Linked DNA regions of Homo sapiens: all the other regions are linked to region 1. A link is a loop called in an ENCODE intact Hi-C map of the cell type or tissue named here. Cell type or tissue: PC-9. All regions are shown on one strand. Each heading gives the region's core, and the rest is flanking DNA. Links, peaks and the distances in the headings are about the cores only.

Region 1 (10,029 bases), core at 2,379-7,378:
TAGTACATTCCGCCAAAGCCTTCAGCTTCTTAGGTTTTGGAACCAGTTACCATATTTGGAAAAAACCAGTGACTCAAATGGAAACTTTACAGTGCTTCTCTCCTCTGTTAAGATATCCACGTCATCAGCTTGTTATCCAAGTGGAAAGGCACATTTTTATCCTTCAGTGGATCTGTCTTCTTCACCTAGTAAGAGCTGATTCTTCCTCCCACAGCTGTGTTCTTAGTGTAGCTAAAAGTGGGTGCACCCATCCTGTTTACTCCTACCCTTACCTTCTTGAAAAGAGGGAATAGATTGGTAGTATGTGAACATTTAGATACAATGTGAAACAATAAAATTAAATATCCTTCTTAGAAGTGGTTTTCAGACTTCTCAAAAACTGACACAGGGTAACAAATACATTTTATATCACATTGAGTTGTGTTGGTGTGTGCATGCCTGTGTGTGTGTGCATATAAAATAATGAACAAAATTTTATGAAATGTTACTTGTTCTTATTATATGCATTCCAAACAATTCCTACTCTCTTCTAGTCTACTTTATTTTATCTCATTTAAAAAATACTGATCACAGCACACTGAGTTGGCTTAGTAACCCACTAAATGGGGTAGTGACCTGCAGTTTGAAAACATACTGCATCAAAGGACTCCTATCAAAGTGGCATGCATGGCATTCCATGGTCAGAAGATTTTCACTGGACTGGAGAGACAGTTGCTCAGTGAGGTCAAATACAGACCTAGGCATGTTTTACTTTATTTCACATATGCCAATAAGGTCAGCTTATGTGAAAGACCTTCTGACAGCAGGTTCCTTAAGGTAGTTTTAAGTTTACCTTGGGCCAAAGCCTTGCAATACTTTTAGAGAATTAGCTTAAGCTAGAGGCAAATAAATTTTAACTGCTGTGGTAGATGCCTTAGCTAACGATTTTTCTCCTACAGTTGGGACTGTCATGAGAAGACTGGTCATCTTGGTATAAATAGAAGGCATCTCAGTTGATTTCAACTCTGCCCTAAGCTTTCTTGGATTCCTCTCCCATTTAGGCTTTAAAAGAATAAGCTAAAGTTGGAAAAAGAATTTCCATATGAAACTAAGCAACACTTAAGTATATTCTTTTATAATAATAACCCCAGTTGGGCATATTGACTACTTAATTCTTCATAATCAGTAGAGATCAGTTGTACACTATTCTAAATACAGGATTTGTGTGGGTCATAAGAACAGAGGTGACTTATGTACAGGCATTTAAAGTGGAAGTGTTTGAAAATCTGGCTCATACTTTGACTACAAAGTAAAATGATGTGTGTTATATCTAACTGGATTTGGGAGCAAAGAATTTCAAAAAGCCAGTGGAAACTGGACTCTGCCTGTGGCCTCTTTTACAATATACCTAATTTAAGATGTGTATAAGACACATTTTTAGATATTCACTAGGAAAACAAAGGCTTTTCTATCCTGTCATTTACTTAATTTTTTTAACCTAACTTATTTTTCTGAATGATTAACATTGATGCCTTTGATTGTGTGGGTGTTGTCAAAAGAGAGTTCATCACATGGGGAAAGGTTGGCAACCTCTCTCTGCTTGGTACTTTTCCATGAGCCTCCTTTCACTATTCTCATTGTTATTTCCTTTTCACTCTGAAGTAGTTCCAAATCTGATACTGAAGGAACTCGATTTTATTTTACATGAATATTTGAAGTAAATTGAGCCACTTGTGTTTTAAGGTTTGTTTAGTATGCACTACACAGAGAAGAATATAAAGTAAAAGCAATAGCAATAATAACTTAGGTTTGACAAAACACATAACAAAAAAGGGTACTTTGAGACACAGAAAGTCAAATTATAGGTAACCCTAAAACTCACCTTTCCACTTTCCTTTCTTTACTAGAATTCTCTACCAACATTGGGGTGTCGGTGGTGGTTAGGACAGAAGGAAGTATAGATATAGCTATCTGCTTCTAAGACATTTGCCATGTCTTTCTATGGCTGAAGACAACTTCAAAGTAACTAAAAGTGCCACTGGAAATAGTTTCTGTGAACTATATTGATCATAATTTGAAGAATTTCTACCAGCTGTGACTTTGTGAATGGCAGGAATTCTTAGTTTGTAGGACTGTCAAAATATGACCCCAATTTTGTGACCAGACCCAAATGAAGCCGACCGTTGTCCCTGGTGGTCCATTTTCTGTTAGGTTCTAGGTCATTTTTTTCTGAAAACAGTACTGAAGTTGGTAGCTTGTGGGAGTCACTGCAACAACCAAACTGATAACGGGAACCCATGAGACTCAGAGCCATGAAGACTGTCCCAGCACGCTTTACAGCAGCAGTCCCTAACCTTTTGGGTACCAGGGACTGGTTTCCTGGAAGACAGTTTTTCCACAGACGAAGGTTGGGGGATGGTTTTGGGATGACTCAAAAACATTACATTTACTGAGCACTTTATTTCTATTATTATTATATTGTAATATATAATGAAATAATTATGCCACTTACCCTAATGTAGTCAGTGGGAGTCCTGAGCTTGTTTTTCTGCATCTAGATGGTCTCATCTGAGGGTGATGGAAGACAGTGACACCATCAGGCATTAGATTTTCATAGGGAGTGAACAACCTAGATCCCTCAATGTGCAGTTTACAATAGGGTTCGCACTCCTTTGAGAATCAAATGCTGCCACTGATCCCACAGGTGGCAGAGCTCAGGCTGTAATGCAAGCAATGGGGAGCCACTGTAAATACAGATGAAGCCTTGCTGGCTTGCCTGCCACTCACCTCCTGCTGTGCGGCCTTGTTCCTAACCGCCTGTATGTAGCCCAGGGGTTGGGGACCCCTGCTTTAGAGTATGTTGTACTGAATATATCATTCTCTGTTGCTACATCAAGGTAACAATGGCACCATCTACTCTTGTTGTCTTGACTCTACATATTAACTATAGTGATTTGTATATCGTGTAACATTATGTGGAATCTTAATATGATTTTAAATTCACTTGTCCTCACAACTACAGTTAACATTTCTCTCTTACATGGAATCATTCCTTGCTGATCTTGGGTTTTCTTTTCTTGCTGTGGAGTTGCGTTGTTGTTTATTTTGTTCCAGCCACGCTTTCTTTATTCTCAGTAATACTCTTAGCCCAATTTCCTGCTGAATGATTTTGCAGAAGAACAAATTGTCCTTTGGCATTTGCACCTGTATGTCGCTCATTGTCCACTTGCTTGATGTGTTTCTGTGAAAGGGGGCAGCTTTTCCTTTTCTAAATGAAGAAGGGAGAGTCCAAACGTTTTTTTCCAGCTCCCATCAAAATATGGACTTAATTCCTTTTCTTTGATTTTGAAAGGAAATGGTGAAGGGATAATGATGTGTTTAAAATTGGGTGAATTGTGTTCTTTCTTCTAACTGAAACAGTGCAGAGGAACCTACCCATTGTGAAATGTTACTTGTGCAGCATTGTAGATGTGCAAGAACGGCAGTGTTTTCTACTTGGCTGGCTATCCTGGCATATAGTTCATCAAAATAGAGAAACAGGGTGCAGACATTCTGAGTGTAAGACCAAATGAACTCTAAGCATGTTTACCTCCCTATCATCTGAGGAGAGAGAGAGCTGGGAGTGAAGGAAGAAGTGAACAACTGTGGAATGTCTCCCTATCCTCAGTGGCCTTCAGATACCTCTGTTTTTTCTCCCCCTCCCTTCTGTTCATTGGGCACTGACATACCTTGTCATTACAAGCTATTATTATTTTTTAACAAGGTAAGTTCAAGAAGAAATGAAAAAGAGCCAGTATTCATACTGTGTAATAGCATATGGACTTTGCTATTCTAAAGCAGAATCTAAGTAGAATCAAAAGATTTGAACAAAATTATGAATGAAGGACCCTGACATATCTACTAAATAGTCACCAGCTTTCACGATAGCTTCTGTAGCATGCCAGGGGGGAAGAAAGCCACGTTCTTTCCTCACTGTTCCCTTAGGGCCTTTGTTGTAGGAGAATAGTGGGAGGGGCTGAGGTTGGCTTTGACTACAAGTGGAAATTTTTGTTTTCCTGATGAGCCTGGCACTCAGGACACTAGACATTTAACTGTAGGTTTATGATTGTCACCCACTCTGCTTTTAATGCCAAGAGTTTCAGAACCCGGCTGACCTGAGCAGAATAAAGTTCTTTGGGTTCAATCTGCAGCAATCAGAATTTTGAGAACAACAACAAAAAAAATCTTTTTTTTTTTTTTATCTGGTGTTGCCTCAGCAGGATCCCCGAATGTACTTGCTGGTAGCTTAGAGCATAGTCTATGCAGGGGAGGAGAAACAGAGTTGCAGCTGTGATGTGACTCATTCATACTATGTTCTTTTAATGGAGAAAAACCTGCAGTGACATCATCTGGCCACCAGGGGTTGTGCTGTTGCCAGAGAGCCCTTGATTTTATCTGCCCGCAAGTCCTGAGGCAGGAAGTAGCACCTTAACAGAGAGCCCCATCTTCATTCCTAAGAAAACCAGCATCAGTTTTTTGTTCCCTTTGTTGACTTTCCAACTAGGGCTGAGCCCGCTTTTCTGAATTAATAAGAACCAAGAAAGAAAAGGGAACATTAGTCGTGGTTCCAAATACCAACCAAGCACTTTGCTGCATACGGTCGGCTTTGGTGGCGGGCCTGAGTCTGCACCCAGATGGACCCATATGGACTCACCTGTCTCACATCTGCACCTGACTTGCACATATACCTTGTTGATAAAGCCCAGTGACAGCTGGATCTATCACAAATGTCCCACCTGATTTCTTGGAAGCTTTGATTAGCATCCATGTCCTCCATGGCAAACATTTAATTATAAGGGCTGGTTGTTGATAATAATCATTGCTAACATCTATTTATTATCCTTATGTGTTAAGCATTGTGCCCAACAGCTTATACAATTTAGTCTCATTTAATCCTCCAAGTAGCTATTTGAGATAGTTACTATTATCTTTCTTTTGCAGATGAGGAAAGTGAAGCATAGAGAAGCTAACTGTGATGACTGGGATCACTCTGCTGATAATTGTGTTGCTAGGACTAGATTCAGGCCCCTCTAACTCTGAAAGCCAACCACTTAAATGATACTTGATTTTCAAGTTGGGGGGATGGAGGCTGTGGCTAAGACCTGTCCCTGGTGGGGTATAGCAGAAGGACTTCGGGGCTTTTTTGTTCAAACTGCTTATGTTTATGTTCTCCTTTCCTTTCCCTCATCCTTTCCTTCTCCCTCTTCTGATATGCTTTCTGGGTAGGGTGGGGTGAGGTGTGTCCGTTGCTGTCACACTGAGTCACTGTTCCTCATGGGTGTGCCATAGCCTTCAGGAGTATTGGGATGGGAAAATAGCTGAGAACCAGTAGACTCAAGAATGGTTGCAAAAGTCCCAAGCAGCTTTTCTGTGAATTATTGCCTTTGGTGCTCTCTCTGTGATGGCAGAACTTCACAGGCCACCACACTGCTGTGGGTGCTGAGGAAGGGCAGAAAATAGCCATATATATGGAAAACATATGCCTGTTACAAATATGAAAATATATACATGAAAAGATACCTATGCAACACACATACAGATGAAAAATATATGCATATATTTTAAAAATATATGAAAAACAAATATATTAATTCATGTGTGTATATATGTCCTCCTCTCCCAATTCCAGCATCAGTGTTGGTAAGAGTGCAAGCTGTTATACATTCATTATGCAACTGGTTTTCACTGAGCAACTGCTAGGAGCCTTGCAGAGTGAGCTGGGGCTTTGGTGGTCATGAAGCCCTGGCCCGGGGCTTCAAGGAGCTCACAACCCAGTGGGTTTTTGCTTTTCTTGAGGCTAACACTGATGGTTCAATTTATAGATCAAGTCTCTTCAATCATAATGATTCAGATAAATAGAGAATTTTGTGGAAAAGTCTTCTGAATAGTTTTTTTTTTTTTTTTTTTTCTAAAAAAACAAAAGGCTGATAAAAGGACAAGGCCCCATGCTTTTTAGTTTCTAATAGTAGTGGACTGGAACTACTTGTGGATTTTGAGTTTTTGTTTTTGTTTTACTTAATTATAGGATTAGTTTTAGGTGTGACTTTTTCCATTTCCTTTGGAAGCGTCTAGTTTGCAATAAATTAGAAATGCCAGCTGACAGCAGGCTAAGATCCAGAAGAACCATTAACTCACCATTAACTCTACAGTCTCAGCATTACTGAGCTTTCTGTTTAAAGGTTAAGGCCGTTTATAACTCAACAACCCCTCAGGTCATTCATGAAATACATCGCAGCACCAAGAAAGTAGTGTTTTCTTCCTTAAACACATCTCTTATCCCATCATTCTTCTGCTCAAAAATCTGTGCTTCTCTACTGCTTCCAGACTCCTTACCATGGAATTCAACGTCCTCTATGATCTGGACCAAATGTCCTTTTTGGCGTATTTCATACTATCCTTAGGTTCCCCTGGAACCCTGACCCCAGGCAATCAAGCAGCTCTTGGTTCTTTCAATGTACCTGATACTTTGCCAATGATCTTCCATATAAGATGCCCTCTCTACCTCTGTCTAAATCTTATTTTAATATATGTGCTGCCGAAACGAGAATGAAATCTTCCTACTTTGTAAGACCAAACTCAGACAATATTACCTCTATGAAGATCTTTGGTGTCAGCTATTGGAATTAAATATTCCTTATTTGTGTTAATAGCACGTAGTTTAAACCTTGGTTAAAGCATTTAATGTTTTCTTTTCTTATTTATAGTTAGTTGGTGTCAACCTAAAATAATCAAAAGGGTCAGAATCTGACTTAGAGAGAGTTTATTCAAGGGCAAAGTTTGAGGATAGCCCACCTATAAACACCAGCTCCAAAGGAATGGAGTCAGTGTTCTGAAGTAGGGAAGTTAAAGTTTCATTTATATATAGTCAGAGACCAGGGAGTTTTTAGCAGGATTACAACATTTTTCTGACAAAGTTGGCACACAATTGCAGCAATTTGATTGGTTGTATAGGCTGTGTTTCTTTTTGGGAAGGATACATATAACATTTGTTACAGAGGGTATAGTGGTTATGGGTTTTCTGTCAACTGGCCTAAGCAAAGCAGGACAAGAAAGGGGAAGTTAATCTGTAACAAGGGTCATTAAGATGGCAGCAGGTTTTTGTCCCTGTTGTTGTTTGAGTCTCTCTAGTCACTGTACAGAACAAGAACAATAAGAAACAAGTTGTTCTATAATCTGAGAAACAGAAGTCACAACCCTGTGTGGCTCAGATCACAATCACATCTCTCTCAAGGCTTAAAGTGTCTTCAGGGTTCCAACAGGTTTTAAATCATATTTATTTTCACACTGGGTACATTGTGGACCGCTAAGTCCTTTGAGAGTAAGAAGCATGTCTTCTGCATTTTGTGTCACCCATCCATGAGAGAAAGGTTTTATATAAAATGAGTAAATTTTTGAGTGGTATAAGATTAAGTAAATTTTAGATCTATGGAAAAGGCACTTACGTGAAATTCTCTGATGATACTGAACAAATTGCATTGTTGTCTTGGTCCAGTCAACAGGCATCTTTTTGATCCTTTGAGGTACCAAGCAGGTTTTACCCTTAGGGCATCTGACCTAGCTGTTACCTCTCCCTGGAAATCTCTTTTATTCTGGAATGTCACATAGCAACTCCTTCTTAAGGCCAAGTGCACTGACCCATCTTAGAGAGGCTTTCTGCAACTTCTCAGACCATTGTTGGTTTTGCATGGTGACAAAGCCTGTCTCCAGTCACTCCATCACAGTGCCCTGTTCGCGCTATCACAGCCAGGCCAGTTGTTGCCCACTTGCTCATCATATGCATCTCTTAAGCTTCAGGAGAGCAGAGGCCCTGTCTGCTCTGATAATCATTGTATCTCCAGGACCTAGAATAGTGCTGAGCTCACAGTAATGCCCCTTACATCATACTATATTATTTAAAATCAGTGGGTTTTGACATTGGCTGCCCATCAGTGTCACCAGTGGGGATTAACAAAACACAGATGTGCAAGGTTAACCTCAAAGATTCTAATTCAGTAGGACTTGAGTGATGCCCTTAAATTTGGCTCTAAATGTATTAATCATCAAAGACTCAGGAAAACAAGGAAAGATAAGCTTTCTGTAGCTTCCAAAGTTGTAGCTGTTTTTAAAATTGTTTATATTTTCTTTTAAACTCTCATCCCATATCCTTAAGCCTTGTGACTGCCACAGAGAGAAAATAAGATCAAGCATGAGCTTACATTAGCCACAGAAACACCTGGGGCAGTTCCAAAGTTTTAATTACTGCTTCATTAATGTAAAAGCTTAACTATAGTTGTAATGTATAAACAACTTTTGGCATGTGCCCTGCAAATGCAAAAAAGTCTAAATAATTATTGTCGTGGCTCCTGTCTCAACGCAAGACCAATGATCGCCAAATTATTTTTAAGACATGGACTACATTAAAAAGTTATTGAATTATGTTTTCTGTTAGCTTATATAAAGCACATGACATTTAATAACTTGCAAAGAAATGCTTATTTTATCTGTAATATATACTTTGGTGTTTATCAGATTCTGTTCAAACTGTGTAGCAAATTTCCTTGAAAATAGAACTTTCTTTTTTCCTCACATCCCTGTATTTGATATCAGACTATTCTTAGACTCTCCACCTCACTCATCACCATGGTGTCTACGGACTTATAAGTATGACATGCTGTCACCCTTATTTATACATGAGGTATGGAGGTGAGCGTGAATAAGAATCTTGCTCAGAGCCAATTAGTTGCAGATCCAGCATTGGAATTCCTCTCCCATAGTATCAAAAGTGTAGTCATATTCCTAGATCATTAGGCAGGAAGAAAAAGAAAATAAAAGAAAAACTACTCAGAGACATCTGGCCGGATCTGTGCCTTTCATCAGAATAATCATGTCCTGAATCTCCCACTGGGGTTGTCAGAAAAGATTTTTCCCAAGCTTTTCTATACCACGGAGAGCTACATTTAATTTATAACCTGAAAGTATCCCCTAAAACAGACTCATAATCATGCTTGCTGAAATTTTAGCCCAGCCTTCTTGCTTGCTGAGAAAAGAGCTGGCTGTCCTTTCTCTTTGAATAAGCCTCCTTGTATGAACAGTCTCTAGAGATGTCCCTTTTCCAGATGAAAATCTGTTTTATGTGTTATCATGTTGACCTTCCAATCCCTTGAATGATTTTACGTTTTCATCTTGGTAGGTCTGTTCTCTCTATAATCTAATTTAATAGTTCTAATCTGCACATATCCACCACATATCTAGTTCAATATCAAGCAGGTATCCAGTGAGTTCACAAACTCAGAAGGGCAAGAAATATAACTTTTCTTATTTTTCGGCAACTCATTTTCACTTCTATTTTGAGTTCTTTTTCTACCAGGAGAATTTTAGGGAAATGTTTGCCCCCAGATCAAGAGACACTCTCCTCTTTCTGCTTGCTAGGCCCAAAAGAACAGACTCTTTTGAAAAGTGCAGAGTTTAGAACTCTAAGAGGAAGAACAGTCAGAAGGATTTTTTTTTAAGCAAAGTCTATTTTTCACCCAAGGTGGAATATAATATAAAGTACTAATCAGTTATACAAACATGTTATTTATAAAATAACAGCCCACTAAGCGTCAGAGGTGAGGGGTTGCCCCATCCAATTTTCAGAGTCTAAAAGAGGCATCTGGGTGTCCATTACCTGAAACAGCACAGGCGCTAGTGTCTCCAGAGAAAAGGAAATGGAAGAGGGAGGCAGGGGATGTTACAACAGGGTGTGATTAATAGCAGCTCACTGCTGGAGTTCACTCAGGAAAGGCTGGGTAAATGCTGCAGCTCAAGGTCAGTGTGAGGCAGGCCAAGGGATCGGTTAGCCCTGGAACTTCTGAGTGAGTCCTTGGCTCCAGTTAAATAAGAAGCAGCCAAGATCTGGGAAGGTCAACACAGTCAAAGCCCTACCAGGAACTAGGATTATACCCTGGGCTTCAAGCCAAGACCAGGGCACTCTGGCTGATCTGAGTGTGATCTTGAACTCTGCTTTGCCCTCTGAGAGAAGGAGCCGAAGCT
Region 2 (10,029 bases), core at 3,406-8,405, 81 kb after region 1:
GGGTAGAGTGTAAGGTAAATCGTTGTGCTTTAGTCAGGAGTACGCCAAGGTGGCCTTCTGGTGCACCATGACTCAGAGGGTTTGGAGTGCAGGCACACAACTGTGCACATTATGTAACCCCGCCACATGAGGCACATTGTGACCACTCACATGAGCTTGTGCTTGGCTTGCAGCCACTATTGTCTGTAAAAGGTACAACTACCCAGCTGATGCTGTACATATAGCTCACATCCAGAGAAAGAACAAAGCCATGTCAAAACCGCCTGTGATTCCTTGAGTGTTTTTCCAGCTACCCACCACCTGCCCACCGTCTCCTCTCGGACCTCAGCTTGGGCTAGAATCTGACAATTGGTGCTGTAAGCAGGATCATGAGGTGAGTGAGCCTTTGGTCCCTGCTGATTCCAGGTCGGCCATGTGGCCAGAACATGGGCTGTGGTACCCAGTGGCAGCTGTACTGCTCGGATGGGCTCTGGTGGAAACCCGGGCAGTGGTAGATGGGTCATGCTTCAGTGCACAGACAAGGCACTGAAGCAGCTGGAAGCACAGAGCACCAACAAGGAGAGAGCCTTCGAGGGCTGGGTCTGTTGTCTTAGCTGGAGATCCCCACTCAGTCTGATACCGTGGAGGAAGGACCCCTGTTGTGGGCTTGCTCAGTGGCCTGTCGGAAGGTAAATCATGAACAGCCATTGGGGCCCCAAGGGTGGGCTCAGGGACACCCCTCCCCCAGCTCCAGGTAGCTCTCTTCTTTGTTAACCGTGCAACGGTTTTGTCATTTGAGCTAATGGGGCACAAATGCCCCCCAATATCCCAGGAAGCCCACCCGAGTGGTAACACAACACAATTCATATATTTCCTATACCCCAACTGAGTTGCAGGAATTAGGCAAGTAGTGCCGCCAGTGTCCAGGGGAACCCCTGCCCAACTGCATGCTTCATTTGTGGGATGAGGGAGCAGACAGTATCCCTGTTCTGCCTCTGGGATGGAAAAGCTGGCCTCCATCATGACTCCCCTCCCTCCTTCAGTGGTTGCAAGTAAGCAGGTGGCTAGTGGCAGGGCAAGGTTACCACACCCTGATTGAGTGGCTTTGGGCAGCCATATGGACTGTGTGAAATGACATTGGTGAAATAACTGAAACTGTGAGTAAATGGCAGTCATATGCTGATTTGGTGCAAGTCATCTGGGCGATGGTTATATGGCAGGCTATGTTTGACCTGAATACCCGGGGGCCAGGTGATGAATGTTTACCTCTGCACCCCCGAGCACCTTTGGCTTCCTAGCTGCTGTCCTCACCCTGTAGGTAGGGCACCGCATACATGAAGTGACCACTGCTATAGCAGCTCTCGGGGAAGCAGAAGGCCATCGGTGGGACTGAGGGGTCCACACCATAAAGAAGAGGAAGGTGCCCTGCCCACAGGGGGCTCCCGCATGGGCAAAAAGGGGGCCCCAATGAGTGACACACTCACAGATGTGGGTAGATTTGATTTTGTCCAGGGTTGACTGAGAGAAAATCAATAAACTGCCCAATGAAGTATTCTTAACTTTGTGGAGACACTTGTCTCCAGAGAAGCAATTCTGGAAAATACCAAGGGGAAGAAGGACATTGCTGCGTGACCCATTCCCGCCCAGGTGCTCCAACTCAAGGACTACTTGCTGCAGCCAGGCTGAAATGTAGAGCCTTTTCTGTTTGATTAGGGAACTGGCCAATGTGCCCAGCTTGGGGGGACACCAGATGACCAGTGGCCACATGTAGAATTAGCAATTCACTGGTCCCCCACTAACGTACAGCGGGTGTCAGTGCTGGTAGATATTGGCACAGATTGTAGCCTTGTGTATGAGAATCAGATAAGTTTCTGGGCAAGGCTGTTACATTTATGTTTATGGAGGCTGGTTACTGAAAGTGAAACCTGTGTCTCTGTACCTCGGCATTGGCCACTTGGCTCCCTGTTTATATACTGTGTATGTCTCCCCCATACCTGAATACATCCTGGTGGTGGACATTTTACATGGCCTGGCGTTACAAACTACGGCCAGGGAATTCAGACTCCTAGTGCATCTGGTGAAGCTGGTGCTGCAAGGACATAGGCATCACAAGCCTCAGGTCCTGTCACAACCCCAACTGGTTACTTCCACCCATCAATACCATTTGCTGGGTGGGCATATGAAGATAACTGAGACAATTTAAAAGCTGGAGGAGGTGCAGATAGTGTGTGGCATCCACAGCTCCTACAATTCTCCAGTGTGGCCAGTTAGAAAGCTTGATGGAACTAGGCGGATGACGGTAAACTATCAGGAACTGAATAAAGTAACACCCGCTTTGAGTGCAGCTGTACCGTCAATCATGGATTTGATGGACTGCTTGACAATGGAACTGGGACAGTACCACTATGTGGTGGACTTGGTCAATGCATTTTTCTCCATCGACATTGCTCCAAGAGCCAGGAACAGTTTGCCTTCACGTGACAAGGGCAACAATGGACTTTTACAATGTGGCCGCAGCGCTATGTGCATAGCCCCACCATATGTCATGGTCTTGTTGTCATGGATTTAGCCACTTGGCAATGTGCAGAAGGGGTCCACCTATTCCATTATATTGATGATATGTTAACCTCTGATTCTCTTGTAGATTTAGATGTGGCGGTGCCTCTCTTGCAGCAACATTTGGCAGCATGCAGTTGGGCCATCAATGAATCCAAGGTCCAAGGGTCTGGATTATCTGCCAAATTATTGGAAGTTTCCTGTCTAGGTAAGATGATGGCCATACCAGAGGCTATTATTGACAAAATTCAGGCATAGCCCTGGCCCACCACGGTGAAGCAGCTACAAACTTTTGTGGGCTTCCTGGGATACTGGGGGGCATTTCTGCCCCATTTAGCTCAAATGACAAAACTGTTGCACGGTTAACAAAGAAGAGAGCTACCTGGAATTGGGATATGGCTGAGACCGCTTTCCTGGCAGCCAAGTGGGCTATTCAGCAGGCACAAGCCCTATGGGTAGTTGGCCAGGGGCACCTGTTTGAGCTGGATGTGCATGTGAGCACAGATGGTTTCAGTTGGGGCCTGTGGCAGCATACAGAGTGCCTGAGAACACTAGTAGGCTTTTGGTCTTAACTGTGGAAAGGAGCTGAGCTCCAACAGTCCTTGATAGAGAAACAGCTAGCAGCTGTATATGCAGCATTTCAGTCTTGTGAAAGTGTGACAGGATGGGCTACAGTCATCATGTGGATGGCTTACCCAATAGTGGGATGGATGTGTTCATGGATAATGCCCCCCTGGACTGGGATGGCACAGACATCTACTTTGGCAAAGTGGGGCACCTACTTGGAGCAGCAAAGTTTGCTGAGTACAAGACCCTTGGCAGCAGAATTGCAAGAGGTCTTGGGACCTATAGTCCTAATGCAAGAGAAGGCTATAGGGCCTGGGGCACCCCTAGACCCCAAGCCATCACCGTTTAAGGAAGGGTACCCCCCATTCCTGATGGGGCATGGTACACAGATGGGTCTAGCCAAGGATCTAATGCTGCCTGGACCGCTGTTGCAGTCCAACCTAGTACAGACACCATATGGTTTGAAACCAGGTGTGGGCAAAGTAGCCAATGGGCTGAACTTACAGCAGTATAGATGGTGATCACTAAGGAGCAGATATCTATGGTGATTTGTACCGATAGCTGGGCAGCCTACCGAGGCTTAACCTTGTGGTTAACTACTTGGAAAATACAAAATTGGCTAGTCAGCCACTGACCTATGTCATGGAGCCAAGTGATGTGGCAAGACCTCTGGGAAATGGATCATCAGAAAGATGTAATTATTTATCATGTGTCAGGCCATATGCCTTTGGCCACCTTTGGCAATGATGAGGCAGATGTCTTGGCCAAGGTCCAATGGTTAGTCGGCACCAACACAAGATGTGGCCTTCTGGCTACACCAGAAACTGGGACATGCCAGGGGCAAACTGATGTAACAGGGCAATAAGTGTTGGGGTCTGTCCCTGCCCATGCAAGGTATTTGGGAGGCTCGTCAGAAATGCCCAGTATGTGCTTGGTCATACCCTAAATGGAGGCAGCTGCCCACTTTTACACAAGTGACAACAGGGCGAGTGATCTTGACCAGGTGGTAAGTAGACTACATCGGTCCGCTGCCAAAATTGCAAGGGTATACACATGTGCTAACAGCTGTGGACATGGCCACAAGCCTGTTGTACATCTACCCTTGCAGGGTGGCCAACCAACAGCACATCCTCCGGGTCCTGCAACACTTATGTGCCCTGTATGGTTGCCCTCTGGCCATAGAGAGTGATAGAGCACCCATTTCACTGGACAACAGGTACAACAATGTGCACAACAAATGGACATAAAGTGGGGATTCCATGTGCCATACAACCCACAAGCTGTGGGTATGATTGAGCAATATAAAGGGCTCTTGAAGAATGGGTTACACTTGCATGTCACACCCGTCTTTGCAGTGCTGGAGTTCCAAGCTGGACCTGGTGGTTCAAACCTTGAATGAACAGCCATGGAAAGACCGCCCAGCCCTGGTGGAGGCTTTATTACACTGGGCCACCACCCCTATTCAGTTGCAGATACACACTAAGGATGACCTCCTCCGACCAGGTATGGGGACGAACGGTAACCTTTTGTTGCTTGCCCCAATGCCCCTGAAGGGAGGGGAACAGAAAACCTGGCTCTGGCCATGGACCCTCCAGGCTCCCCACTGCTGGTGGTTGGCCGTTGTAGCTCCCTGTGGGGAAGACCTACAGTATGACTTGCATGTCACTCCTTGGGCATTCAATACATGTCACCCTTGGTTGATTGTTCTTAGGGCAACAGCCAGGGAAGAAACGCTCCTCTGGGGGACATAAGTACTGTCTGTGTGGCCTATTATGAGCTTCCCCTTGACTTTGGCATAGATACCGGACCCATAGGAACCATGGGGAGCTGAGAAGGTGTGGTACCATCGCCCAGGGCAGAAGCTCTTGGCAGCTGCATTGTTATCCATGGATGAAAAGTTAGCCTGTATTTTGCCTGAGGGACGTCACTTACCTCTGTTAGTAGCTGTGCCTGCTCTGTCATTTTGGCCATAGGTTAACATGCTCCAACTGCATTGTAAACTGCGCCCACACCTGTGCTGAGGTGATCAATGTTTCCAACTTTCGGGTCTGCACTGCCCTTCCAGCAGCAGCTGCAGATGACTTGCCTTGGCATATACATTCAGTGTCTACAGAGAACTGGACATGGCTGGAGACTTGGGGTCCCGTGGTTGACATCTGGAATGCAACGCAGCAAGCTTTGGACAAAGGACGCTGCAAGATCCATGGTGCTCCCATCATGTGGCTGGCCCATAGCATTTATGATGGCTGGGGCTGGCTAGCGGGGGAACATGTAGTACCCCCAGCCCAGGTGTCGCAGAGCATAGAGCAACACTGGGGTAACACCACTGTGGGATAGGTACCCATCACAGCCTGTGTAAACATAACACATGTCACCATACTGAAGGTATGCTGGAACAAGCAGCCCCCAAGTTTGGGCCCCAAGGGACTTTGTGCCCCCTGGGAGTTTATGGGTCTGTGGGCACACAGGGTGGCCTTACCTACCAGTGAACTGGACGGAATGTTGGAACTGGGGGTGGCCACTGTTCTCTCCACATTGCCCAGACACTGCATAACTGGAAGGCGCTACACTCTCATTTTTTGTGAGTGCGACGAGCTCCCCAGTGGTTCTACCCCTTGACAGTGACTATCCCTGCGGCGGGTGTCACAACTGTAGAAGCACAAGTTACTGCTCTTGCAGAGCACACCACTCGGGCTCTGAATTACACCCAAGTGGCCCTCCTCCTGTTAATGGATGAGGCTGGTCAGATGAGAAAGGTGGTATTGCAAAACTGAATGGCCTTAGACATAGTAACCTGCTGCACAAGGAGGCACCTGTGCCCTTTTAGGAACACAATGTTGTACCTTTATCCCTGACAATTGGCAGAACATAACAGCAGCCCTGCAAGAGGTCTCATGGGAGATTAAGGTGGTGGAGAGCCTTACTGACAACCCCCTGCAGAGATGGTGGGCATCTCTGGGCTGTGGCCTACGCTGGGCCCTTACAGTCCTAAGTAGCATAGCTGGGATCCTGGTAATGAGCTGTTGCTCTCTGTAGTGTTGTGGGTTATGGATTCAGGGCTCCACCCTATGGGCACGTATCCCTACCTGAAAGACTCCTCTCAGCCTAGGGGATGGAGTGTAAGGGAAATGGCTGCATTTTAGTCAGGAGTAGGCTGAGGCAGCCTTCTGGCACAGCATGACTCAGTGGGTTTGGAACGCAGGCACACAACTCTACACATTATGTAACCATGCCACGTGAGGCACATTAGGTGACCATTCACATGAGCCTGTGCTTGGCTGGGATCCATTATTGTCTCTAAAAGGTTTAACTACCCTGCTGATGCTGTACATATGGCTCGCGCCTAGAGAGAGAATAACGCCATGTCAAAACTGCCTACGATTCCTCAAGTTTTTCCAGCTACCTGCCACCAGCCCACCAACTCCCTTTGGACCTCAGTTTGGGCTAGAATCTGACAAACAGTAACAAATAATTCTTTTTTCTTGAGTTCAAACCATGAATAATTATTTACTCTGCATTGTAATTATAGGGTTGTCATTCAGAAGACAAAGTCTAGGCAAATGGCAGGTATCTTCTAAGGACTAACATTTTTAAGTAATAATGCTCATTTATAGACATTGCTGGTAGGCTCAGGAGCTGTTATTTTGTTGATCTTCATTTTGTTATTTTCTTATCATCAAATGTTTTATTTATAACACTATTATATTTTTTTCTTTCTTTCTTTAAAAGATGTATTTCCTCAGGAAGGAAGGTTTAGGACTAACTGAAAACTCCCATTTCGTAGGTAGATGATGAACTGAGATAATGGTTAAGTGACTAGTTATAAAGTCTAACCCAGTAGAAGTTTCCAAAGTCTCTCTGTGAATTGTTTTGTTAGCTATTTATGAAAATTATGGTAGACAAAACATTGAAAATAAAACTGCAGGGCCACAGAACACCTTCTGGTTATAAATACTTGAACTTTATCTGGGGTTATTTTGTGTGTATGTTTTCATGCCAAGGGAAAAACTCCACAATCCTAATAGATGGAGTTGTTTTCCTACTAACCATATATCCAGTAATGGACTTTACCCTCTTTCTTCTTTTTGATACAGAGCAATTACACATACATATGTGTGTTGCTTCTGAAAAGATCATGCACCTTGCTTCCTGCAGATTGGGTATCCATGGATACCGCAAAGAGTTTCCAAAGAAACACTGCCTAGAATTTTCACCATGCCAGCCTCGAAGGCCTTCAAATGGAAAGTGACATTTGAATTAAAGGGACAAGCATCATTGCTCCACACCAAAACACTGGGCAGGTTTGCAGAAATCGTATTCTTTTTTGCACTATTCAATGTAAAGGCAGACAGGGTGGATTATTTATCCTATAAAAGGGAAAAGAGAGGAAGAAATCGGGTTGATATATTCCCTACCTGAGGCTCAATGACCCCAGTTCCTATTTATATTTCTCACCTGATGATACATGCTTTTACAATAAAGGTCTCAAGATTTATAAGTCAGACAGGGAAAAATATACAAAGGAATACAAGTTGCATTTTTATATGCCCCGGTTTATATCTCTAAATGACAAAAAGTATTGGGAAGAGGGGCAGAGCCTATTAGTAGGTTTACAAGCCTATGATTAGAAGTCTGAAGCAGTCTGCAGTGAAATTCAAAATCTGGCTCAAGAGAGTAAATCTGAATAAGGCAGCAATTTCATCTGGGGAGAGAATACATCACTAGTACATTTTCTTTTCTGGATTCTTATCACTAAATCAGCTGAAGAATCTGTTCTTAAAAGCAATCATAATGAAATTTTCTATTATTCAATGAACCTAGCCTTCGGGGATATCGGTAATTAAGTCAGAATAAGATGATTTTAAATCTCCAATAAATATTCTAATATTTTAGGTGTTTAATATTTATTTATTTAGTTCATAAACAGGCACTGCCACCTCCAGTGTTCATCCATGGCACTTTCATGACCGCTTCCTGTTCTGTGGCTTCTTTTAGTGCCCAAGTTGTATCACATTTCTTGCTGAAGTTCAGACAATTGAAAACAAACAGACTCACATCTAGGGAAATCAACAGACCAACAATGGCAAAACACAATACAATGAAATGGAAAAATAATGTTTGTTACAGGAGTGCAGCAATTTAGAGAGTGTCTCAGGAGTGTGGCTCACTGGCAGCTGCAGCTATGTTAGTGCTTCTTTCTGCCTCAAGTTCAGAAACAAGCTGGACTATCTCAGGGTGATTGAATTTTCCTGCAAAGCAAAAGAACAGGGAAAAATACATTCCCATATTGACAAGAGAGTATATTCATTTCCCCAGCTTGATCCCAGGGTTCACTGGGGGCTCTAGTCTACGATCTGACCCACACTTCATTCCAAAGCAGAAAGAGATTCCAGGTCCTGGGAAGGGGCTGAAGGGGACCACTTGGCATTTACGCTCTGTCACCCCAGGTGCAACTGAGAATAAGGATGAGACTCAGGCAAGGAATCATCAATTAGGCAGAGGTAGGGGAAACTTCACCAGGCTCCTCAGTGCCTCTACCAGGAACTATGGGAAAACTCAGGTGTGAGAGCCCAGAAAGCTGAAGACAATCTCTGCCCATTCCAAACCTGCAATTAAGTAAGGAGAATGAAGCACCTATATATGAAAAGACAAGGAGGAAGATCAGAGGGGCTAGGCTGGCTCATGATGTAAACAAGGATGCAGGTGTCTCTCTTGTAAACACCTCTACACTTCAATTGGCTGATCTGTGCTGTCATCCCTGCTCCTCAGACCTCCCCAGATTTCTGCTTTGGTAGCAACCAAGCTCTAAGCTATTGTATGTCCATGACGGCTAGCATGGGGGACTGTTCAACCCAACATCTCTTCTCTCACCGTCTTTTCTTGCCTGTGTCTGTTGTTGCTTACTGTTCATTCCACATTAAACTCTATTCCATTTATTTCCTATCCTCAGCCTCTTACCCGAATGTTTCCTTCCCTTTCTTTTTAGATGCTCCACATGAAAGGGTCAGATGAAGGTACCAACAGTGGGTTTCCCTAATATTAACATTAGTCACTACACTGAGTAAGCCAAACTAAAATGGACTCTTGTTGAAAATGGTGTTGAGTACCTGCTGTGGAATCATAGAAGTCTTGCAGTCTCCCAGGTTTGTGTTCAAGGTCTTCATATTCAGATGCTTGAAGAATCATTTCACATTGGTCTAGCTGCTTCACAAATTTGGCTTCTGCACTAGATTGGGTCTCGTACTCCTAAGTAAAGGGACAATTAAAGCAGCATGATTAGCGCTGCATAATAGGGTATCCTGGGAAAATTCTGACTCTGGTACCCGAAATCAGAGTGACAGCTACAAGTACATTCTGTATCGGCCCCATTTCTCTACTGTTTAGAAATCCATCAGAGACACTTCTGTAATTTCACAGCCTAACACCAGGACTCTATACAAGAAAGATGTGCTCTCCATTCTAAGTATTCTACCAGAAGCCATGGAAATCTTGTATGTTCATCTTAGGTACTTTCAAGATCTTTTCTTCCTGTTTAATACCGTGTCTTCATTTTAAGACCATTGTTCTTTAATCTACCTAAGTAGTTTAGATATTTTTAACATCAAGCTGATATTTCGTCTTATGCCTCTCAAACCTGTATTTCCCTCTCCATTTCATGTCAGGTTTCCTTGTCATTTCTAAGTGTATTTCTAGCTTTATCATTTACTTTTGGTTACCACTTTACCTGGGAATCTCTGTGCTTACTTTCCACATAGGGTAGATTTAATTAAGTCCCTCTGAGTTAAGACTATTGAGGATAGAGCCAAGATCTGAGGATTTTACATGCACCGGTATGTGCATGTGTTGCAGGTGGGAGGTGGTGAATGTGGTGGGGGGAGCAGTTTTTTTACCTTTCCCTTCCCACTGGTCCCTCCCTCTGCAGTGCAG
Region 3 (10,029 bases), core at 2,820-7,819, 53 kb after region 1:
AATTGCATTGAATCTGTAGATTGCTATTGGCAGTATGGTCATTTTTACAATACTGATTCTACCCATTCATGAGCATGAGTTTTCATTTGTTTGTGTTATCTTTGGTTTCTTTCAGCAGTGTTTTGTCATTTTCCTTGCAGGTATCTTTCACCTACTTGGTTAAGTATATTCCTAAGTATTTTATTTTTTATTTTTTGCAGCTATCGTAAAAGGGATTGAGTTCTTTATTTGATTCTCAGTTTGGTCACTGTTGGTGTACAGCAGTGCTACTGATTTGTGTACATTGATTTTGTATCCTGAAACTTTACTGAATTCATTCATCAGATCTAGTAGCTTTTTGGATGAGTTTTTAGGGTTTTCTAGGTATGCAGTCATATCATCAGTGAACAGCAACAGTTTGACTTCCTCTTTTCTAATTTAGATGGCTTTTATTTCTTTTTCTTGTCTGATTGCTCTGGCTAAGACTTCCTGTACTATATTGAATAGAAGTGGTGAAAGTGGGCATCCTTATCTTCTTCCAGTTCTTGAGGGAATGCTTTCAACTTTTCTCCCATTTAGTATGAAGCTGGCTGTGGGTTTGTCATAGATGGATTTTATTATCTTGAAATATGTCCCTTCTATGCTGATTATGCAGAGATCTTTAATCATAAAGGGATGCCATATTTTGTCAAATAACTTTTCTGTGTCTATTGAGATGATCATATGATTTTTGTTTTTAATTCTGTTTATGTAATGTATCACATTTATTGACTTGCATATGTTAAAGCATCCCTGAGTCCCTGGTATGAAATCCACTTGATCATGGTGGATTATATTTTTGATATGCTGTTGGATTCAGTTAGCTAGTATTTTGTTGAGGATTTTTGTGTCTATGTTCATCAGGGATATGTTTTCTTTTCTTGTTATGTCCTTTCCTGGTTTTGGCATTACATTTGGTGATACCAGCTTCATAGAATGATCTGGGAGGATTTCCTCTTTCTCTGTCTTTTGGAATAGTTCTGGTAGGATTGGTACCAATTCTTCTTTAAATGTCTGATAGAATTAGCTGTGAATGTATATGGCCCTGGACTTTTTTTTATTGTCAATTTTTTTATTACTGTTTCAATCTCGCTACATATTATTGGTCTGTTCAGAGTTTCTATTTCTTCCTGATTTCATCTAGGAGGGTTGTATTGATATATTTCCAGGAACTTATCCATCTCCTCTAGATTTTCTAGTTTGTGTGCATGAAGGTATTTGTAGTAGCCTTGAATGTTTGTATTTCTGTGGTATCAGTTGTGATATCTCCCATTTCATTTCTAATTGAGCTTCTTTGGATTCTCTCTCTTGTTTTCTTGGTTAATCTTGCTAATGGTCTATCAATTTTGTTTATCTTTTTGAAGAATCAGCTTTTTGTTTCATTTAACTTTTATATCTTTTTTTTGTCAGTTTCATTTAGTTCTACTCTGATCTTTGTTATTTTTTTTTTTCTTCTGCTGGGTTTGGGTTTGGTTTGCTTCTGTTTCTCTAGTTCCTTGAGATGTGACATTAGGTTGTCTATTTGGGGTCTTTCAGACTTTTTGATGTAGTCATTTAATGCTATGAAATTTCCTCTTAGCACTGCTTTTGTTGTATCCCAGAGGTTTTGATAAGTTGTCTCACTATTATCATTCAGTTCAAAGAATTTTTTAATTTCCATCTTGATTTCATTGTTGACCAAAGATTATTCAAGAGCAGATTGTTTAATATCTATATATTTGTATAGTTTTGAGGCTTCCTTTTGGAGTCAGGATACTTGATATGAATTTGGTTTTCTTAAATTTATTGAGACTTGTTTTGTGGCCTATCATATGGTCTATCTTAGAGAATGTTTCATGTGCTGATGAAAAGAGTGTATACTGCAATTGTTTGGTAGAATGTTCTGTAAATATATGTTAAGTCCATTAGTTCTAGTGTAGAGTTTAAGTCCATTGTTTCATTGTTGATTTTCCATCTTGATGACATGTCTAGTGCTGTCATTGTAGTATTAAAGTCCCCCACTATTATTGCATTGCCATCTATCTCATTTCTCAGGCCTGGTAGTAATTGTTTTATGAATTTTGGAGCTCCAGTATTCGGTGCATATGTATTTAGGATTGTGATATTTTCTTATTGGACTAATCCTTTCATCATTACATAATGTCCCTCTTGGTCTTTTTTAGTGTTGTTGCTTTAAAGTCTGTTTTGCTTGATATAAGAATAGCTACTCCTGCTCACTTTTAGTTTCCATTTGTGTGGAATATCTTTTTCCACCTCTTTACCTTAAGTTGATGTGATTCCTTTTGTGTTACGTGAGTCTCTTGAAGACAGCAGATACTTGGTTGGTGGTTTTTAATCCATTTTGCCATCATGCGTCTTTTAAGTGGAGCATTTAGGCCATTTACGTTCAAAGTTAGTATTGAGATGTGAGGTACTGTTCTATTCATTATGCTAGTTGTTGCCTAAATACTGTTTTGTTTTGTTTCATTTTGTTCTTGTTTTATAGGTCCTGTGAGATTTACGCTTTGATGAAGTTCTATTTTGGTGTATTTCAAGGTTTTGTTTCAAGATTTAGAACTCCCTTGAGCATTTCTTGTCAGGCTGGCTTGGTAGTGGCAATTTCTCTCAGCATTTGTTTGTCTGCAAAAGACTTTCTCTCTCTTTCATTTATGAAGCTTAGTTTTGCTGGATACAAAATTCTTGGCTAATTGTCTGCCAATTATTTTGTTTAAGGAGGCTAATGATGGGACCCTAATCCCTTCTGGCTTGTAAGATTTCTGCTGATAAACCAGCTGTTAATCTGATAGGTTTTCCTTAATAGGTTACCTGATGCTTTTTCCTCATTGCTCTTAAGATTCTTTTCTTTGTCTTGATTTTAGATAACCTGATGACTGTGTGCCTATGTGATGATCTTTTTGTGAATAATTTCACAGGAGTTCTTTGAGCTTCTTGTATTTCATTGTCTAGATCTCTGGCAAGGCCAGGGAAGTTTTCCCCAATTATTTCCTCAAATAAGTTTTCCAAACTAAAATTTTTCTTCTTCCTCAGAAACAGCAATTATTCTTAGGTTTGGCCATTTAACATAATCCCAAATTTCTTGGAGGAGGCTTTGTTCATTTTTTTTCTTTGTCTTTGTTGGATTGTGTTAATTTGAAAGCCTTGTCTTTGACCTCTGAAGTTTTTTTCTACTTGTTCTAGTCTATTGTTGAAACTTTCCACTGCATTTTTTATTTTCCTAAGCAAGTCTTTCATTTCCAGAAGTTATGATTGTTTTTTCCTTATGATATATATTTCTCTGGAAAATTTTTTATTGATGTCCTATATTTGTTTTAAGTTTCTTTAAGTTAGTTTTCAGCCAACTTACCTTTCTCTTGTATCTCCTTGAGTAGCACAATTCTGAATTCTTTATCTGGCAATTCAGAGATTTCGTCTTGGTTTGGATCCATTCCTAGGGAGTTAGTGTGACCTTTCATGGGTGTTATAGAACCCTGGTTTGTTTTATTACTAGAATTACTTTTCTGGTTTCTTCTCATTTGGGTAGACTATTTCTTAAAATTGTTCTTGAATTTATTTTTGCTTAAAATTTTTTTTAACTTAAATTTATTTATTCCCTCTTAAGGATTAGACTTTAATGTTTATTTTAGCCTAATTTAATTCTTGGTGCTTGTAGGGTTGAAGACTCAGTATGAGATCCTTAGTTACAGAAAGTTTTTTTGTGTGCTGGCTTTCCCTTATGCTGTTTGTAGTTGTTACATTCTTGGTGAGTGGGTGAGTTCACTGCCTCTTATGGAGTTGGAATGGCAGGTATCTCTTGAAGCTTATCTTGTTCTCTCATGGTGTACCCTTTATTTATTTATTTAACTTTTTTCCCACTGTTTTATTTACTGAGTTGACTTTAGGCCATTAGGAGAGGTATCCCTGGTTAGGCACTGGTTGTGGCTAAGGCAGGTGGGTAGATGTAATACCCAATGGTGGGCTGAGGTCCCAGCCTTGATGAAGTTGGCTGGAGGACCTCTCAATTAGATGTGCTGAGGTTTCATCAAGGTGAGGAGTGGGAGCTACCTCAGCTCTCCTGCCAGGTCAGCAGGAAAGCTACTCACCTCACAGCCTTATTCCTGTCCCAGTGTTCTGGCTATTCGGATAAGACAGGCACCTCTTTTCATCTATGGAAATGTTGATGTTCCAAGTAGGGAAGAATTGTGACTTTGCCTCTCATGCAGGCTTGAATCTGGAGTGTGTTCCTCCTGTGGGGCTGCACTCACCCTGGATTGTTCCAGAAAGGCTGTCTATAGGTGCCTCCATTCTTCTGGGGGAAGCCCAACTGTGTCTGCAGTAGAGTGCCAGGGGAAACAAGGACCCCTTCTTTAAGGTCCTACACAATCACAGGGGATGCCTGCCGTTTGGGGTAGAGGTACAGACTTTCCCTACTGTGCCCAGCACTGCAATTGTGTCTCTGCTATGAGAAACTTCCCACCACTGGAAAGATTTGGAACTCAAGGCCTGCTGTTCACATTCTTTTGTACCATAGGGTGATCCTTTGATGTAGTGCTCGCCCCCTTCCCTTAGAAATGGGACATCCTGAGAGCTGGACTGCAGTGATTGTTATTTCTCTTCTTAGTCTAACCACCCAGCAGGACTACCAGGCTCCAGGCTGGTGCTGGCAAATGTCTGCAAAAAGTCCTGTGATATGACCAGTCTTCAGGTCTCCCAGCTGTGGATACCAGTACTTGCTCTGGTGGAGGTGGCAGGGGAGTGAAGTAGACTCTATGAGAATCCTTGGGTTTAACGTGCCGGCTTTCTCAGATGCTGGTTATGCTAGCAGTGAAGTCGTCATGTGGACAGACTCAGGACCTCTGGTTAGCCAGGATGTTACAGGCAGCAGTATTAGCTGTTCTTTTCTTCTTCCTGGGATCAGGGTTATTCTGTCATGAGTTGCAGTAATGGCCTGAGTTGGTCTGCCTCCAGCCAGGAGGTGGTGTTTTCAAGAAGGCACCAGCTGCAGTAGTAACAGTGGGATTTAAGCTTGCACTAAATTGTCCAAGGGAGGTATTCTGGTTTCTCAGGCAATAGGTGGGTCCATAAAGCTCTCAAGAGTTTATGTCTTCTGTGTTCTGCTACCACGGCAGGTAGAGAAATACCATCAAGTGGGGGCAGGGATAGACTCTCCTTGGGCGGGTCAGACTCTCCTTGGGTAGGGCTTGCTGCAGCCACTGTGGGGGTTGGGGGGTGTGGTTCTCAGGCCAGTGAGGTTACCTTCCAAAGGGGATTATGGCTGCCTCTGCTGTGTCATATAGTTTATCAAGGAAGTGGGGGATACCTGGTAGCAAAAGGCCCCACCCAGCTCCCACGCAGTTGGCGAGGCCAGTCTCACTCCTGCAGTGCTCTGCTAATAGAGCCGAGTTTCCATCCAGGCAGCCTGTGCACAATGAACTCAGACCTGCCCCAGGCCATAGGCTTCCCTGCTGAGAAAGCAAGCACAGCTTTCAGGCCTCGCCCCTACCTGTCTGCCCACAGTGTTGGTAGCTCCTGCCCTCATATCTGCAGCAGTTTCCACTCACCCCCCAGATTCTGCTTAAGAAAGTTCACGCCCAGTGGCAATTATTATAAAATTCAGTTGGAAGCTTCTTTCACCCCATGACCCCTCCCTAATTCCACTGGCTGCCTTCCTGGAGGCGCTCTGTGAGATACAGTTATATACCTTCCCTGGGCTCAAGCTAGAGAAACTGGGAGTGCCTATAAGGCTTTTCCCATTGCTGCTACTATTGTATTTCACCCAGATCCCTGAATCCATTCCAGCTCTAATTTAGGTTAAATCCCTCTCCTGTGATCTGGATTTTCAGATTCCCTAGTGGAATTCAGAGGCAGGTGGTTCAGAGGCAGTGGGTTCAGAGGCAGGTTTTCTCTCCTCTCGCACTCTAGGAACTCAGTTTTTCACCCGTCTCTCAGAATTTGCAGTGGTGTGCCACTCCTTTCAAAGGATCTGTGAATTCTTTCGGTGTTCCTGGTAAGTTCCTATGGTGGTTCTTGGAACAAAAGTTCATGATGTGAGTCTCCACACACTATTCTGTCTGAGCAAGTGCAAGATGCACATTAGCCCTGTCTCCTATCTGCCATCTTCTGCCTGTCTCCTTGATAATAATATTTGATTTCATGTATAAACTGCCTGAAATTCCATGGTTTCATGTAGTCAAAAAATGTTTTTCCAAAATTAAAAGCTAAAATCATGTAGCAAAATGTAAAAATAAAATTTAATTTGAATGAGCTGACATTTTTTGGACCTTCAGAGAAAAAAAGAAATTAAGCAAACTTCCTAAAAGCTGTTCATTTCTTTCATCTTGTCTCATTTGCTGTTTGACCCAGTGCCATCTGGCATCCACATTCCTTGTTCTCCTCACACAGTCCTCTCCAGAGACACAAATTACCCCCTAGTCACCAGATTCTTCCTTGACCCTTATTCTGCTTGGTCTTTTCATTTTTGATAGGAAATGTCTGTTCAGTAAATGAACATTTGGTTTTATGATCTAGTTAATGTATGTTTTTATACTTCCTAAAAAAACATTGTGTTAATAAATAACATATAATGCTAACAATATTATAGACAGATTCCATTCTGCTCACAAAAAGAATACCACATTAATAAAGTTATTTCTGTCCTAGGGAAGACCAAGGCACATATTTGAAAATATTCACTAGAGCCTGAGATCATACTTAGGACTGGATGACTTGTGGGAGATGGAAGGGGTAGAGGAAAAAGGGCAGTTCCTACATAGCTGATTTCATAGGGTATAATGTTTTCTTACAGATACCATATGCATGCAAGTATAACAGGGTTTTGGGAGAACTTACCTGGGAGCAGCATAAATCAGAAGAAGACAGCATATGCATTTTAAGATTTGAGGGTTTTTTTTAATGTGTATAAAAATTTTGTTGATTTACTATTATTCCTCAAGTTATGTACCTTTTATTTCCCACTTTCATAACCAACTCAGAAATTTCTCATCCCTATAGGTAGCATCACTGTCCTTCCTGTCATGATGCTCACAGCCTCAGGACAACCTTTGGTCTTGCTCTTATTTATCACTTACCATCTCCTGTTGAATCTGTCCATTCTATCCCTGTAATCCATCATACCTCTTTCTTTTCCTAGTGCCACTACTCCCAGTTCAGAGTCACAAAAGGTTGTCCCTTTTGATATCACCCACTCGTTCATCTACTATTTATTGAGTTTCTTCTTTATCCCTTTGTCAGAGACCAGGGACACAAAGATGAATGGCTTCCTTGCCCTCAAGTAGTCAAGTCTAGTATGACATAGGCTTATCAACAAATATTCACAGTATATATTCCTAAAACTGTTTTGAAAAAAAGTCACTATATTATCTTCAGATAATGTGCTTTTATTATTCCCAGCTATAAATACTAGAAAAGTAAGCTAAATAACTAGCTGTGTTTTGCCTTTTTCTGGCTTATTTTACCCAAATTAACAGTGTAAGCTTAGATGTACCTTCAAAACCTAAACCTGCATTCTCTAATTTCTGTGTCATCCTTGATGCCTAGAGCTGTCATTGACAAGTGTCTGTTTTAGAACTAATACACTTCAAGAACAACATTCTGCTCACTGAGCAGTTCCATTATTTGTCATGAAAGAGCTGCACATTCAGATCTGTATTTGTATTTGTATCTGTATATACTTCCTAAATTCAGATTTAATGGTCTGACTTTCCTTCTGATGAACAGCAGCCAACCCATCATCCCCAGACAATGAATGGAAACAGTGGTTTTGTGGATCTTCTTCCTAAATCTGTTGAGGAAAGGACATTTTCAAAGTAAGGAGTGAGAAGGAAGATGAATTGTTTATGGGAGATCATGATATAAAAACCATGTTGTTCTGTTTTATTTCTAGCTACAAGAAAACACATGAAACCCTGAGTCACGCAGGGCAAAAGGCAACTGCAGCTTTCAGCAACGTTGGAACGGCCATCAGCAAGAAGTTCGGAGACATGAGGTACTGTGGGAAAATACCATGGGAACGGCGCTAAGCCCTTGGCTTTCCGATTGAAGGGAGCACTAGCTATTAGCTGCTCATCTCAACATATGTATTTTTTTATTTTAATGGATAAAAATGTTATATGGCTGATATGATTGATGACTAAGATAAATTTTCACACTGGGACATTTTCTGCCTGAAGGTCAGGCTTAGGTGGCCTGGTCCCAGAGTTGCTGTTTCTACTAGGACCCGACCTGGTAAAAATAGAAGATACAGGGTAGTGAGGCAGATTTGAAAAGAATGCAGCATGTGCAAATTCTTACTAGCTGTAATATAAATGATAAATTAAAACATGCATTTAGTGGAATGCACTCCCATAAACTATTCTAGATTGCATATTTGTATACATCCATCTAGTATATTTTTTCTGTGTTAAATAGGTACATATTTATCCTTTTATTCCATAAAGGTACCACACATATACACTTCTGGTAGTTTTCTTTCTTCATTTTCTAACTATTTTGTGAGTATGTTAAATATTTATTGCACCTTCATTTTTAATGAATTTATCTCCCAGTGCGTAGCTATAGCAATGCTTTTAGATAAGTAACCTTGCACATTTTCATTATTTTCAATATTTCACTGTTACATAAAATAAGGGTGACCATCAAGGTTGATTTTGACTTGAGAACCAAAAGTTCTCACTGGAGGCACCAGGAAAAAAAAAATGTAGTATTGCCCATAGTTTTTCATATTATATACAATATTATATACAATATATTATATACCATATTATATAGAGGTATTACTCTTAGTTTTTGCTTATTTAAATACCAGTCATAGTTTTATTTTGCATTTGGCTGATATGCCTTGGAGGATTTTTCTTTAGAAATCAGTTTCATTTTTCCCTCTATTCTTTAAAAACTTTTCGAGCACATTTTACATTTCTTCTTTAAAAAAAAAAAATCTCTGCGTATTTATTTTACTGGATTCTTAAACTGTTACTTTTTTATTAAAAAGAAAAAGCTTTGGGCTGGGCACAGTGGCTCATGCCTGTAATCCCGTCATTTTGGGAGACTGAGGCAGGTGGATCCCTTGAGGTCAGGAGTTAGAGACCAGCCTGACCAACATGGTGAGACCCTGTCTCCATTAAAAAATATATATATATACACAAAAATTAGCCAGGCATGGTTGTGTGTGCCTGTAGTCCCAGCTGCTGAGGAGGCTGAGGCAGGAGAATCACTTGAACCCAGGAGGCAGAGGTTGCAGTGAGCCCAGATCACGCCACTGCACTCCAGCCTAGGCAATAGAGTGAGACTCTGTCTCAAAAAAAAAAAAAAAAAAAGAAGGAAAAGCTTTGACACTGAGAGGCAAATATCTTCCTAACTTTACACTTATAGATACATCTTTATAAATTATATTATTAAATTTTATTTACTTCAAAAATTGCTGGACTGTCCACAATATTCATTCACTATTTTAACAACTAGGCATTCACAAGGACATGTGCATGAATCTGAGTACATTGTTTTATCTTCATTTTTACTAATGCCACAATAATAAAAAGTAATTGAAATTCTTCAGAAGCAGGTGTGATAAACAGGTAAACCTTCTGGATTATTAATTACCCCTAATTTTATTACAAATAAAATTTGTAATAATTTTAACGGCGTTATAACATTTATCTAAACTAATTAAATAATCCTTTAAAATAGGAAACCCTCTATAACCTGTTATACCCAAGAAAACATATTTTCCCATGTTTATAAAATTGATTCTCTTCATACTGTGTTGAAATCTTTCACTTGAACCCTGGGAACTCCAGCATGACACTGCTAACTAGAATAGTGCTTCTGCATCTTTAGGAGATCTTACAAACACCTCTGAAGCTTGTTTAGAATACATATTCTTAGGTTGCACCTCTCAGAGGTTGTGCTCAGTAAGTCTGAGGTGGAGTCTAGGAATCTGCATTTATAACAAGCTTCCAGATAATTTGGCTTCAGAGGGTCAGTTTATGAGGAAGACAGACATAGCTTAGCTCACCTGTA

Evidence for each region. A loop is a pair of places that touch in the nucleus more often than their neighbours do. Peaks named below come from ENCODE experiments on the same cell type or tissue, not always from the same donor. Only the 100,000 strongest peaks of a DNase experiment are listed, where the experiment ranks them.
Region 2: it touches region 1 in a loop (4-fold over the local background); 6 of 110 quality-filtered maps call a loop at or near these places.
Region 3: a loop joins it to region 1, with 4 times the contacts of the local background. A loop is called at or near these places in 11 of 110 quality-filtered maps.

What each region holds. Positions count from the first base shown.
Region 1 is chr6:125,188,118-125,198,146 of GRCh38, forward strand. The region is part of intron 1 of TPD52L1 (TPD52 like 1); the gene reads left to right. LOC100126584 (a long non-coding RNA gene) reads right to left here and starts at 9,700. Exons shown (of 4, transcript NR_149043.1): 1 at 9,665-9,700; 2 at 2,492-2,547. In PC-9, for the core only: CTCF peaks have their summits at 4,418 (motif pointing right) and 4,620; DNase peaks (open chromatin) are centred at 4,354 and 5,294; H3K27ac peaks cover 4,141 bases.
Region 2 is chr6:125,267,893-125,277,921 of GRCh38, forward strand. HDDC2 (HD domain containing 2) reads right to left here. Exons shown (of 6, transcript NM_016063.3): 5 at 9,210-9,348; 6 at 7,458-8,351. The coding sequence ends at 8,254. It overlaps LOC124901395 (a long non-coding RNA gene), which reads left to right and starts at 223. Exons shown (of 2, transcript XR_007059736.1): 1 at 223-373; 2 at 2,624-8,028. In PC-9, for the core only: no CTCF peak of the experiment used is centred there; a DNase peak (open chromatin) is centred at 6,309; H3K27ac peaks cover 1,749 bases.
Region 3 is chr6:125,240,385-125,250,413 of GRCh38, forward strand. TPD52L1 (TPD52 like 1) reads left to right here. Exons shown (of 7, transcript NM_003287.4): 4 at 7,898-7,999. Among named protein-coding and RNA genes, the nearest start is that of HDDC2, 57 kb to the right of the region's middle. RefSeq lists a silencer at 306-506. In PC-9, for the core only: no CTCF peak of the experiment used is centred there; a DNase peak (open chromatin) is centred at 5,437; H3K4me3 peaks cover 1,011 bases; H3K27ac peaks cover 2,303 bases.